Linked DNA regions of Homo sapiens: region 1 is linked to region 2. Evidence: read pairs that join two places in POLR2A ChIA-PET (ENCODE). Cell type or tissue: MCF 10A. All regions are shown on one strand. Each heading gives the region's core, and the rest is flanking DNA. Links, peaks and the distances in the headings are about the cores only.

What was found. ChIA-PET counts read pairs that join two places held together with the same protein. Peaks named below come from ENCODE experiments on the same cell type or tissue, not always from the same donor. Only the 100,000 strongest peaks of a DNase experiment are listed, where the experiment ranks them.
Region 1: POLR2A ChIA-PET joins it to region 2 with 5 read pairs; 3 of 35 experiments call an interaction of 5 or more read pairs at or near these places.

The regions. Positions count from the first base shown.
Region 1 is chr1:177,077,892-177,080,814 of GRCh38, reverse strand. The region is part of intron 1 of ASTN1 (astrotactin 1); the gene reads left to right. Among named protein-coding and RNA genes, the nearest start is that of MIR488, 50 kb to the right of the region's middle. In MCF 10A, for the core only: no CTCF peak of the experiment used is centred there; no DNase peak of the experiment used is centred there.
Region 2 is chr1:176,985,745-176,988,667 of GRCh38, reverse strand. The region is part of intron 8 of ASTN1 (astrotactin 1); the gene reads left to right. Among named protein-coding and RNA genes, the nearest start is that of MIR488, 42 kb to the left of the region's middle. In MCF 10A, for the core only: no CTCF peak of the experiment used is centred there; a DNase peak (open chromatin) is centred at 1,447.

The DNA of each region.
Region 1 (2,923 bases), core at 269-2,768, 92 kb before region 2:
TGACTAGCAAATGTCAGAGTTGGGAGTCTAACCACGTCTGTCTGATTCTAAAGCCCATTCTCTTTCCCCTTCACTACACTTCCTCCCTAGGGAAACAGAACAGAATTAGGGACATAAAATCTCAAGAAGTTTCACTAAAAGAAATTCCTCTGTGACTCCAATAACAAATTGGACTGAAGAGGCAGGAGCTATGAACTCTAACTCTAATCCTGTTTCATGGCGTGATTTTGAGAAAGTCAATTAACCTCATATTTTCCAATTCTTCATATTCACAAATACGGAAAACACAGACTTTCCTTATCAGTTAACAGAAAAGAGTTACTTCACAAATAAGTTTGTGTCATTTGCTATAGAAATGCATTTTATGCAATTATTTAATACTAACCATAACAGTACTCTTACTTCTACAAGAAACTAGTATTGGTCTAAAGGACATAAGGCAGCTGCTCTAATGAAAATCAAACAGTGGACAAAAGCCTGATGCTCATTTTATTTTGTTTTAAACAAAGTCTTAGTTGAGAGTGTGATACCGGTTTTTTTTTTTTTTTTTTTTTTGGCCTGGTGATATAGGAAAAAAAAAAATGGAGGAATGAAGAGACACTTAGGAAGGGAAGAGGAAGGACAGTAGGTGGGTGGCTGTTGAACATCTTACGTTCCCAATTGATTTTTTTCCCTAGTTTAATAAATCCAAGGTGAAAATTGACATTGTTGCTTAAGCATTAAACACATAACATTCACAGCATTCATTGTATCTCAACAGCTACCAGCTGTTGACAGAACTTGAATTTTAACAGTGCTTTATAATATAGAAATGTAAAAAGTCTAAAATTAAATATACTGGACAGAGTGATAGAGAAAATACTCAAAGTGGAATCAACATAGAAATACAAAGAATTACATTTTTAATTTTTTTTCTGAATTTTGAGAGGCAATAACAGAACGAGACCTGGTGTGGGATTCTTTCTCTGGATTGTTTATGAGCGAACGTTCTGTATAACCTTGTGCAAAATACTTAACTCTCTGAGCTTTTGTTATCTTTTCAGTGGGGGTGTGGAGTTCATGTTGTGAAGGAATTGGGCATCTGTAAAGTGAGGACAGTATTTTCAAGTGTCTTTGTAGTACTTGTGTTCTCAGGTTTTATATTGTTTGGGATACTAGATTTGGGCTCCAGATACTCTTTGACCACACCCAATGGCATGGCAGAAAGAAGCAGGAGAAAGGAGAGAGTTGAGGGCCCACATAACAGAGAACAATGGGAAAAGGATGGCAGTCTGTTCCTTGAAATTGTGGTACTTCTTCTTTCAAACGAGAGCCTTAAATAAATATATTTTTTAAGTTGGAAGGAAGAATTAACCTCAACTCATAGGGTCTAAGTTCTTGAGCAGGAAACTTTTAAGACATTTTGTAATAACTCTCATAATTAAGGGATGTGCAGGCTGAAAGAGACCCCGCTTGGTCCCAGCACTTGGCCTTTCTGATTCCACAAACCCCACACTGCCATTCTTTCTTCTGGGACCTGGGAAGACATCAGCTTCCTCACCAAGGCTCTAGCATTTTCTACAGTCAGAACACTCTCTCAGACATTTGATCCACTCTTTCCTTGTTTTATAAAAGTCCAGCCTTTATACACCTAATATGATTTAGTCCTGGTTTCATTTCCTGAATCTTTGTGTTGCTTTTTCTTCCTGGATCTCATGCTCAATGCTGCCAGTTTCTTTGTCCCTGCAGGTGCAGACAAATTAGCATAAAGAGTAAGTTGCAGAATTGGAGAACAGCAAATTTGATTTCAAAAGCCATTTCAGATTGAGGTCCATTTGGTGGCATTAGGAGCAAAACTAATAAACAAACCAGACTTTTTTCTACTCAAATTGATTTTTTTTTACATGACAGTATCCCTTTAGAAGTAGGATATTTTATCAAATTCTGATTTTGGCTGTCATGTACAGTGCATTTTTTGTTTCCTTCCTCATTATTGCTGACTGTTAAGTTATGTGAGTGGGCAAAAGAAAATCTTTTCTTTGATAATAAAAAAGAATGTATGTCCTTTCCAGCATCATTATCTGCTGGTGTGTTTTTATGACCTTACAGATACACCATATTGTGGTTTGACGTTGTTGGTGCTATCATGATTCCCATTTTGCAGACTGAAAAAAGGGCCGTACCTAGACTTTACAATAATGAAGAAATCTGGGAACTAGTTTACTCTCTCATTGTCTAAATAAGCATTTTTTATAACTTCTTTCCGTTGGGTGGCATATATTTACTTGTTGTTTTTTGAGGGAAAGACTTCCCTATAATATGTGACAGAGGATCAGAAGAGCCCTCTGTGGGATTCCATGATCTAGGCCATCTAGTGAGGTGCCCGAGTTCAGAATTCTCTGAGCATTCCAGATCTCCCAAAGGGTGTTCACATCTCAGTGGGTGAGCACTGTTGCTTACAGGGCACAGTGACTTGCCCAAGTTGCTCAATGGTGGGAAATGTTTGTGAGGACAGGTCAGTGAGAGGCAGTGACCCCACAGGGATGAAGGCACAGGAGCTGTGTGTCAGCCAACCCTCAAGGCAGGTGGACCTGGATCCAGGACAGCTGGGGCTCTGGGGTAGGGCTTTGGGAGATTCCTGGGCTGCATTGCAGTAATGTGCCCATCTCCTATCATACATCTTCCTCTCCTTTCCCTACCATCGTACCTGGTGTTTCTCTTTCTATGCCACATGTTTTTTCTCTACAGCAGAGCTTTTGCTTACTCACCTTTTTCCTATTTCCTTGTCTCTCCAGCTTGAAGTGGCTCTTATGGCCCAGACTCCCCATCTGTGCTTTCCCTGTGCATCTCTCTGAGCTCTGCTTCCACTTATTTATGCCTGATTTGTTCCATATTCCCAATTTCACATTCCTACGAGTGAGAATCTGATGACTCACCTTTTTGT
Region 2 (2,923 bases), core at 92-2,591:
AAAGGCAAATGGGTTTGTATTTCTTAGTTTCTTTCAAGGAATAAATGCTGCCTCCGAGCTTCATATTCAAGGGTAGAATTAACATCAGTTGGAGACTCTCAAACACATTTATGTTTGGATAGAATGTAGGTTTAGACCCAGAGCCAAGTTCTTTTGAAGGAGTCAGAAACTCATTTGGAAATTGCTTTGTTACTATAACTAGGGATAAGAGTTCATTTTTTCCTCATGTCTATTAATTTGCAAATAACCCAAAGTGAGACCTTGGCCTTCAGCTTTTCTCATAATAAAACTGTCCTGGACAAAGTTCAAACATTTGGGGATCTAAAAGGAAAGGTTTTTTTTTTTTTTTTCCCAATATATCCTCTGCAATTTCTACCTCTTCCTGGAGTTTTGGCAGGGTCCTTTGTTCCCTTCTTTAGTAGACAACACATTTCCCCTGGGTGACCTCCCCATCTCCCAGATCTCTATGATTATGTTGCCAAATTTTTATCTCCAGTCCTAATCTCTTTTCTGGGTTTCAGGGCTCCATTTTCAACTACCTCTTGGATATTTGTTCATGAATTTCCTTCAAGTATCTCAAATTAACTTGTTCAAAATTGAACATGAGACCTGTTCCCACCCTGATGCCTGCTCTAACTCCCATCATTCTTGACCTGTATAAATAGCATCAATAGCCACTCCATTTTCCAGATGAGAAACTTTGGGGTTATTCTCCATAATTGCCCCCAAATTACCCTATCCTCTGTCCAGAGTTCACACATATCCTGTTAGTTGCCAAATCCTCTTTGTTCACCTCAGATGTGTCTCTCAAACCTAGCTGCTTCTTGCTATTCCCAAAGCTATTCTTACTCTAGGACAATCCATTGCCTTTAAAATTTGATAACATCTTCCTAACTGCTCTCACTGCCATTAGGCACATCTGTTGAAATGAAAGATGGAAGGGAAGAAAAGAAAGAAAGAGCCTGGGAATTAATTGGAAGATATGCCTGATAGGAAAGTTACCATGAGCAGAGTACAAGGGGAGAAGAAGAAATGCACATAGCTTATTCAGGGAATAGTGGGCATGACAGGGCAATGGATCCTGACAGGAGAGGCAGAGAGGGTGAGGGTAGAAATATAGGCAGTGGCCAGAAGGCTTTGAACTTCAAATGAGAAGCTTGGATTTTACCTAGTAGGAAATGGGAAGCTATAGAGTATATTTTAAGCAGGAGAGGGGATGATGAATACGGTATTATAGGAAAGCACAGGAGGCATTAGATCAGGGTTCTGCTAACTACTGCCCTCAGGTCAAATATGACCTGTCACCTGTTTTTGTAAATAAAGTTCTATTGGAACACAGTGATACCTGTTCATATATATATTGGCCATGGCTGCTTTTGTGCTACAGCAGCAGAGTTATGTAGTTGCAACAGAGACTGTTTGGCTTGCAATGCCAAAAATATTTATTGTCTGGCCACTTACCAAAAAAGTATCATGATTCCTGCATTAGATCAGGGTTTCTCAACCTCAGCACTATGGACATTTGGGGTTGGTAATTGCTTGTTGTGAGAGGCTGTCCTGTGCCTTATAGGTGTTTGGCAGTGTCCCTGACTCCCTCAACTGTGTACATGTAGCACCCCACCCTCCAGTTGTAACAACCAGAAGTGTCTCCAGATATTGCCTAGTTAAGAGGGGGGTCAAAATCCACGCTTGCCCCCATTGTAAACCACTGCATTTGATTATAGTGAGATTAGCTCATTTAGGGGACAGTTGCAACAGGTGATGATGAGAATAATAACAACAGGTACTTATATAGTACTTAACATGTGCCTGCCACTATAAGCAGTTAACACGTGTTAATTCTTTTCATCTTTTTAAGAATTCTATAAGGTGACTATTATTTTCTTATTAGTATCCAATAAGGTGAATGGCATTATTATCGTTGTTCTACATGGGAGGAAATGAGACACAGAGAGAAGATTTACTTAAGATTTCTCAGCTCATAAGTGTCAAATTCAGGCTTTGAACTCAGATCATCTGGCTCCTGAATTCACATGCTTAACCGTGAGACTATACTGAGTGACAAGAAAAAGGAACTGCTATGTCTTGGTGGCTTAATGAATATGAGAGTAGTAAAAAATAGACATTTTGAGTTATCTCCTTCCCCCCACTTCCAAATCACTTTTACTTCCCTTTAAACACAAACACCCACATAATCTTTTCATATCCCTTTGTACCTGTAAGGTGTTACATCCAACTACCCTCATACTCCTTAGCCACATGTACCTCCTTGCAGAAATGTACGTCAATCTGGCATAATGCACCTGTATTTTGGATGCTCAAGATGGTTGCTTTTCTCTTGATGTTAATAATCATTACCTCTCTGCAACATTTTTAAAGTAGTGATTTCTTATTCCCACCTCTGGAGTGATCAGAACCCCTTTTCTGCAGTTATTTCTTATTTAGACCTAGCAATAGCTCTGTCATCTTCCTGGTTTTTCTGTCCACAAAGAGTGCAAATGTTGTGAAGAGAAATGGGCTGAAGATGAGTCTAAAAAAATGAAGTAAGCTGGAAGATGTCCATAAAGGGAGACAATGCTTCTAGGGACAAAAGAGCAGGCTGGAGAAGCAGCTTCAGAGGCGGGCGCAGGAGGCAGTTCTCAGCTGCGCCCTCTGGAAGCCTGTCATCCAGTTCACCCTGCTCACCGGCCACCTGAGTGTATCAGGGTTTCAGCCTGAATGCTGGTGCTGGCCACCTCAGAAAATACCCTAGATGGGAGGAAAAGGCTGTCTGTGTGTGTGTGTGTGTGTGTGTGTGTGTGTGTGTGTGTGTGTGTGTGTGTAGAGAGAGAGAGAGAGAGAACCAATAAAATAGCTAGGACTAAAGATGACAGTTTGAAAATAAAATAAAAATCCTACTTAATGGAGAACAGGGTTCAATACC